Regions from separate parts of the Homo sapiens genome. Here all the other regions are linked to region 3. Evidence: chromatin loops called from intact Hi-C (ENCODE). Cell type or tissue: PC-3. All regions are shown on one strand.

Region 1 (2,500 bases), 110 kb after region 3:
GGAACTGACGTCTTGGCCCAGATTTCCTTCACTAGGATATCCTGCCTGTTTGTTTTTCCTTTCAAAATGACCTCTTAATGCCTAGGTCAGCATCCTTTGCATCCTTATCTCCCACCCAATTGCTGGCTTCTAAGAGATCAAAGAAGGGTTAGGGCTTGGACCTTCAGCACTATAACTGCACTATAACTGCCCCTCCATCCCCTCCTCCACACTGGTCTCATTAGTAGCATCCCAGCCCATCTTTTCACCAACCTCTACCTATGGACCACATACCTTCCCTTTTGGACCAGCATACCCACAATAGCCAAGGTCTGGAGGAGCAGCTGAAATTGAGTTAACTCTTATCATTTAAGCACATCACCATTACTAACTACTATTATTTTTAAAGAATTACTTTGGTAGAATAAACAACAGAGGTTAAACTCTCTATGTACAACTATATTTCTTTCCCAAAAAGAAGGAATTATTTTTTAGTTTAACCTGAGTAAATAACTATATCATAAACTCCAGTTGGTAGGAGAGAAAAAAGTATATATATATATATAAAGAGAGAGAATGAGAATTTCAAATTAAACAACTGATTGACTTCTAAAAGAGGTTTTGGAACCAAACTTGTAAATCATTCATCTCCTTTGGGTTTGATACATTAATCACCAAGCGGGCACCTATCTGTTTTTTTTTTTTTTCTTTTTTCAGAGACAGGATCTCACTCTATCACTTAGGCTGAAGTGTAGCAGTGCTATCACGGCTCACTGCAACGTCCACCTCCCAGGTTCCACCTCCCACCTCAGCCTGCTGAGTAGCTGGGACTACAAGCATATACCACTATGCCTGGCTAACTTTTTTATTTTTATTTTTTAGAGACAGGGTCTTGCTACGTTGCCTAGGCTGGCTTTGAATTCCTGGACTCAAGTAATCCTCCTGCCTCGGCATCCCAAAGTGCTAGAATTACAGGCATAAGCCACAATTTCGTCCCAAACTTCTGATCTTAATTTACTTTCCCCAATGGGAGGAGTAACTTGATGGGTTGACTGAAGTATTCCAAACTAGTAAATAGTTAAAATTTCCAGTGTGTATCAGTAACTTATTGCTGTGGCCTGCTGAAAGTGCCCGAAGATGGTAACTGCTGTGACTCACTTCTCTGAGGACTGATGACAAATCCCCCAAGTAAACTGATTATTGGACGAGGTGCAGAAGTTACCTTGCTTCTCTTCCAAGGTACTCACAACATTCAGGATTTAAAGAGCTACCATATCATTCACATCCAAAGAAAGCCAGTAGTTGATTAAGCTGACTCATCTCAAAACTATAGCTGACATTAATGTAAGAGTGAAACTTGGATGGAATCCAAGAAGAACAAGAAAAAGAATGCAAGTTTTTTCAAGGGTAGAGACCAGTATATATTTATCTCTGCATCCCTATAATTTAACATAATTTTCCTAAACTAATTTATTAGGTTGGTGCAAAATTAATTGCGGTTTTTGCCATCAAAAGCAATAGCAAAAACCACAATTGCTTTTGCACCAACCTACGTTCTAACTGTAGGATTTTTGCCAGTTATTTATCATCTCTCCTATGAACTTAGATATTTTTCTTTAAATAGACATTAAGTTAAATTGTTTATTGTACTTAGCCAAATCCTGTGAATTCCTTCAGAATTTTGTGTGCTTGTTAAATTTTACTCTGTATAAATCAATTATATAGACACATATATTATACGTAAACAATCATTGTAATAAAATCATCACATATGCAATCTGTGAGGCACACAATTACACTTTAAGATACACTGGCTCACCTCGGTGCCTGGAAAGCAGAGTAAAGGCTGACAGATGAAAGGATGACACAATATTCCAACCTCCAGCATCACCAAGCCAACCCTCCCTCTTTCCATGAACCTGGGGCTTATCTGACAGTCCTTGTCAGAACATTGCTCCAGATAACTGCTTTGAATAATCAGAATAGCCAAGAGATAAAACCAACTTGCCTTCCTGACTGTAGCAATTCTCTAGTAGTGCTCAAGTTGTTCAAGGTCTTTGCCAAGTGCTTTATATGGCAGTGGCACTCTTCACCCACCAACAGTCACTTGAGGCTATTCAGAAAATTTTCTGGAGCAGTGATATATTTCACTGATCAGCATACCCCCTGTTTGAAGAATGCATTTGCAAGACAGTTGGTGCAGATTACAGATGTTAGTGATAGACCACGCCCTAAGATTTTTCTTCATCAAATCTGGAATCCTACATATAAACAGACACATATAGTCTGAAACTGGGTGGCTTTTTTGTTTATTTGTTTTATGTATTTGTTTGATCGGATTAAAAAGCTAACAAAGCTTTGTTTCTTGCAAAAGCCTGCTCTTAATTTTATCAACCTGCACTGCAAATATATCCATGACGTTGGTATTAGGTAGACTGGGGAGGACAGGGTAGAGATCACAGTCCCCATTCATCAAGTTATCAATGCTGATATCTCATGCCTATCAGGTCCACCAATGCTA
Region 2 (2,500 bases), 460 kb after region 3:
CACTTGGCTTCCTCCTGTACATCTGTCTCCTCTATGCATCTCTTACAAAGATCTGTCATTGCATTTGGAAGCTACTTGAATAATCCAAGATAAGCTCCTCTTCTGAAGAAACATAATTATATCTCCAAAGACCCTTTTTCTGGATAAGGCAATATTCATAGGCTCTGCAGGTTGAGAGGTAGACATATCTTTTGGGAATGGGGGCAAAGGAGAAGGGTCACCAATTAACCATCTCCACAAGAGACATAACTCAAGAAGAAAGCATAAATGGGATTGGTATTTCTGTTTTTGGAATTTTAGATTTAGAAGTTTAATATCTATTTTCTGAGATAAAAATCAGAGTAAGCAAAAAAGAAGAAAGCATAATCACTGACAAGAAGGCAGGGCAAAAGCAACACCTTCTGACTCTGAAGTGCTGAAGGTTGAAGGTAGGTCCAGACAAATCCGTAAGACTGTCTTTAGTGCTCCTTTCCCCGACTTTAGTAATAAAAAAGCTAATTACACAAAAACTTTAAGTCATTAGGAAGCTCAATTGTGGAGCTGATTCTGTTTAAATCAAGCCTGAATGAGTAAAAGTTAGTTTTATAATTTTGGAGGATTTCAAAGTAAAAGAAAGGTATTCAAGAAAATGTGTTTAAGTAGCGCATCTCCATTCTCAGTGATTTTGGACAAAATGATGTGTGGCTGTAACTTCCTTTATGGTTAAATTGTAAGATATTATGTATTACAACATGATCGAATATATGCCATTTCAAACCATGCCCAAGATAAATGACCCATATTTCAAGTTAAGCTTTTTACATTTGAAAAGAAGACAACAACCTTGGACCATTACTGAATCCCGGAGCAGAAAGACTGATGTAGCACATATTCTAAATATCATTTGAGTTGAAGGCAATGAAATTTGTTATATTCTATGATATTTGAGAACGTATGTGAGCTTTTTAAATGTGCTCCATGGTTCAGTACTATTAAGTCCTGATACATCCAGTTGATGCATCGCGTCATCAACCTGCCAGCAAGCCCTTGGAGAGCCATTTGTCCCTGGATCCAAATCAAGTATGTACCCTGACTGCTAAAAAATATTTTGTTAGACTAAATGACTGAGCTATCTTTACGGGCCTGCCAAATGAATTATGACAAAGGTTGACCACTTTGGGCCCTCAGGCAGTATTACCAAAAGAAAAAGAAAAAAAATCTGTTCTTCCTAGTTGCTGGTCTTCTCCAGAACAAATGCCTCATTCTTTCTTTTATGAATCTTAGTTGAGGTTCAAGGTTCTTGCACTTTTTTATCTTGGAACTTAACAACGTACAGATGTCATTTATCCTGTACATTGTGTCAAGAGACATATTTTAAAGTTGGTATATAATGTGATTTCTCTGATTCCTGAATCTAAAGGAAGTTGAGGCATAACGGAAAGAGGACAGGTGTTGGAGCTCGACTTACCTGGGTTCAAATTCCAGCATTACTACTTAGTGGGCTCCACATCTTTTTAAGTGGGATAATAGTATCTACCAATGGGATTGCTGTTATGGTAAATGGTGATTAAGTGCCTAACAAACTGTAGGCACTTATACAAAGGCGGCTTTTGTTATTACCTGACAACAACAGGCTTTCTCTAAAATTGCTAACTAAAGATTTGCAAAGATAAATATACTAACTTTGAATATGTATAAAATAACAGGGAGCAGTTGGGCCTATGGCCAACGGAAAAATACATAATGTACCTGAAGGCATTCAAAAACAAAAAACAGCAAAACAATTACAAATAACAGTAACAACAACAACAAACCCACTGTGCCTACCTGACCAAACCATTGGTCTCTAAACATTCAAATTCAAACACTGTATAATTTAAGAAAGGTCATTAGAAATTAATTTGCCTTTCAGCAAATTTATGTACCAGACAGGCAAAAGGCTTTTACATTTTTTAACAAATAGTTTTCAAACTCATTTTAAGTTTCCCCTTGTTCCTCTGACCAACACATCCTAACTTTGTTTTACTGCTCCCATGCCGATTCAGAGATCTTGAACGTTCAGACAACCACAAGAAGGGTATTCAGTTTCTCTGTCTGACTACCTGAATTCCCGGGAAAGCCAACAGAAATAGAACAGAATGGAGTTACAGAGGATGTTTCATTTCCTTCAGGCTTCTGCCACATTTCTATGATTTTCTTCACGGTAGAGGCCCATGGAACTATGTAAATAGCTATGACTTCTCTAAGGAAAAGACTGAATTTTTAGTTGTATTACATTTCCTTGTATTTTATTATTGTTCTACATTGTGTTTCAGGAAAGTTTTGGAAAATACAAAGATTTTACCCATGGGAGGGAAACTGCTAAAAACAATTACCTGGGTTTGGAGCTTTTTTTCAAAAAAGGTTTTCCTTTCGCAACTATTTGGGAGTTTACTTCCTTGCAAAAGATGCGTTTTCTGAAAATTTTCCATTGGCAGCGGGCCAATGCCATAATTACTTTCAATTAAACCCTCAAGTGTTT
Region 3 (2,500 bases):
CAGCACTAGCCTGAGACAAACCTGGCTCCTTCTGTTTCATTTTTAATACACTCTGTTTGGGTCCTATCACATGGTTTGTGTTCAATTAGATAGCTTGACTCGATAAAATCTGACTCTGACCCAGAAAAAAAGGAGAGAGAGAGACTGCTCCTGACTCCTGCTTAAGCTTTTGCAGGCACTGTGACCTGTTTATGTCAATGGTAAAGTTTAAGAGATTCCTATCACAGAACCACATCATCTTCTGGGATCTTAAAAATACAGAAAGCACTCGAGGACCCTGGCCCTCCTTTGTCACTGCAAAGCCCTTCAGTGCTGTAAATCAGTCCTCATTGGGAGCTCTTATACACCAGCCGTCACCGATAAGCTTTGGAGAAGTAGACAAGGCTTTTAGGAATTGCTGAACCATGAAGTTGACCTGCTTAGGGTTTTGTTGTAGGCTATTAAATCCGGGATGGCCGTTTTAAGATGATTCCGCTTTCTTTTTCCCTTGGCCTGGTTAAGCAACTCTACCCCCACCTCATTATTTGACTGATTAAAAAAAAAAATCAGAATGGAGCAACCTGCTGTTTAAGAATACTACCTTCACACATCAATTTAATGAGAGTGACTTATGCTGACGTAGTTTACGGGCTCAAGCAACTTGACGCTAATTTTGCAGCTAAGAAAAGATTTACTAACTGTACATACTGCTCTGCTTTTGTTGGCAAGGGTACCACGATTCTTTTCTCCAAAAACAAACTCTAAATCTTTTGTAAACATGCATTATTTGGTTAACACATTGTAAATGGATCCCAGTTGTGCAGCACAAGCACTGTTCACTATTATGTAAACAATTATTCACTGAAAGCCTTGCTTTAAATTGTAAATGAATATATTTCAGCTGTAACATTGCTTTCAGACCTGCCCAGTGGTATAAATCTGGTCATTTGTTTTTTGCACTCTGCCTATTACTAACCGGTTAGAAATGTGCTGATTATTTGCACAAGCCTTTCACACTGCGGGCACAGTTAAATTGCTGTTTTATTTTTCCTGTGTTTGATGAGTGTTAACAGGAGCGCCATTTGAGGAAACCCAAACCAAATACAGCTCTTTAATTGGGGTTGGAGTGTTTGGGAAAAGCCACCCGGTGAGTAATTCCACTGTTTAATGTTTGAAAGTTCATCCACCTCACTATAGGACTTATGACAAGATTAATTAAAGGGAGTTAACAAAAATGCAGGGCTTTGCTCAGCCAACCAGAATAGCTTGAAATACGGCGCACTCACTTGCAGGGATGTAGATTATTTGGTGCAAGGTCTAATTCCCAACTCTCTCCTTTAAACTCCTGTCATTGCCAAATAGCTCCATTTTAAATTCAGTATCTCTTCAAGAAAGCACAATCTGGAGAAAAAAATATGACAGAGGTATCTCATTGGGCCCCTGTGACTTCCTTTGCTCACAGGGTACGCCCAGTGGCTGATGAAAGTTTCAGCTGACTCAGAAAGCCTTGTCTTTTTATTTCCCCCTAAACAGTCAATGATTCATTTTTAATGTTTCCCCACCTCTTGTGGTTTAATTGGGTTTCAGTAGTGTGCTGATCTGCAGAGCTTGGAAGACAGAAATAATGACCTTGGATGATCTCATTGGTGTGCACCAGAACAAGTGTAGTTTTATTGAGCTCTGTTGCTAGAACTGCAAAACTGTATGTTCATTAACTTAGACAGTGCTGACCTTAGATCAAGCCTAGGATAATGGGAAAAGCCCCAGATTCCAGCCCTGGATTTGCTCCTGACTTTGCACACTCATTTTACCTCTGTGAGTCTTGCCTGTGGCATAGCCGGGTTGGATGGCACCATCCTTATTGTTCCTTCTGAAACTGAAATTCTCAGATACCTGCAGTGCATAATTCTACCTGCTCTTTCACATCTATAAATAAATAAAAGAGGAAGACTCAGTGATCAAAAGATATGGTGTTTAATAGCTAAAAGGACGAGGCTTTTTATTTCCACATTGAACATTAGAAAGGGGATCTGCAGTTTTTTTTGTTACTGAAAATTCTGTAGAATTCAGGTAGAATAGGTATGCTTCCTTCTGTGGCTATTCTTTGCAACTTAAATGACTATACTATCCTTAAGTAAACCACACAAGAAATACTTTGTAGATCTACAATGGTTTGTAATTATATTATTTATAATTTGTTTAATATACTTTCCCTTATAGTGAACAGGACTCATGCTACCTTTTTCTTCCTAATAATCTACTTATTCAGATAGTCTATTTTGCATATTACATTCAATTTAGGTTGAAAGAATGAAAGTAATGTGCACATCAATAAATGGCTGTGAAAATTAAGATAGAAGACTTTTTTGTCTTCTCTGAAACTTTCTCTTTTCTAGATACTGATGCAAGTTATCACTAATGACAAATTGGAATCATAAGCCTTGAGTACAAAAAGTCCATTTAAGGACAATTATGAGCTTTGTCATAATGGAAAATACAGGCATTGATTTCTTTTCCTCTG

Evidence for each region. Peaks named below come from ENCODE experiments on the same cell type or tissue, not always from the same donor. Only the 100,000 strongest peaks of a DNase experiment are listed, where the experiment ranks them.
Region 1: it touches region 3 in a loop (4-fold over the local background); 3 of 110 quality-filtered maps call a loop at or near these places.
Region 2: a loop joins it to region 3, with 6 times the contacts of the local background. A loop is called at or near these places in 3 of 110 quality-filtered maps.

What each region holds. Positions count from the first base shown.
Region 1 is chr5:125,294,440-125,296,939 of GRCh38, reverse strand. All of the region lies in intron 4 of LOC101927421 (a long non-coding RNA gene), which reads right to left. Among named protein-coding and RNA genes, the nearest start is that of LINC02240, 200 kb to the left of the region's middle. In PC-3, no CTCF peak of the experiment used is centred here; a DNase peak (open chromatin) is centred at 1,199; H3K27ac peaks cover 1,234 bases.
Region 2 is chr5:124,948,628-124,951,127 of GRCh38, reverse strand. It overlaps LOC107986391 (a long non-coding RNA gene), which reads right to left and starts at 276. Exons shown (of 5, transcript XR_001742528.2): 1 at 1-276. In PC-3, no CTCF peak of the experiment used is centred here; a DNase peak (open chromatin) is centred at 1,087; H3K4me3 peaks cover 298 bases; H3K27ac peaks cover 2,010 bases.
Region 3 is chr5:125,407,896-125,410,395 of GRCh38, reverse strand. No RefSeq gene overlaps it. Among named protein-coding and RNA genes, the nearest start is that of LINC02240, 84 kb to the left of the region's middle. In PC-3, no CTCF peak of the experiment used is centred here; a DNase peak (open chromatin) is centred at 1,505; H3K4me3 peaks cover 1,452 bases; H3K27ac peaks cover 2,500 bases.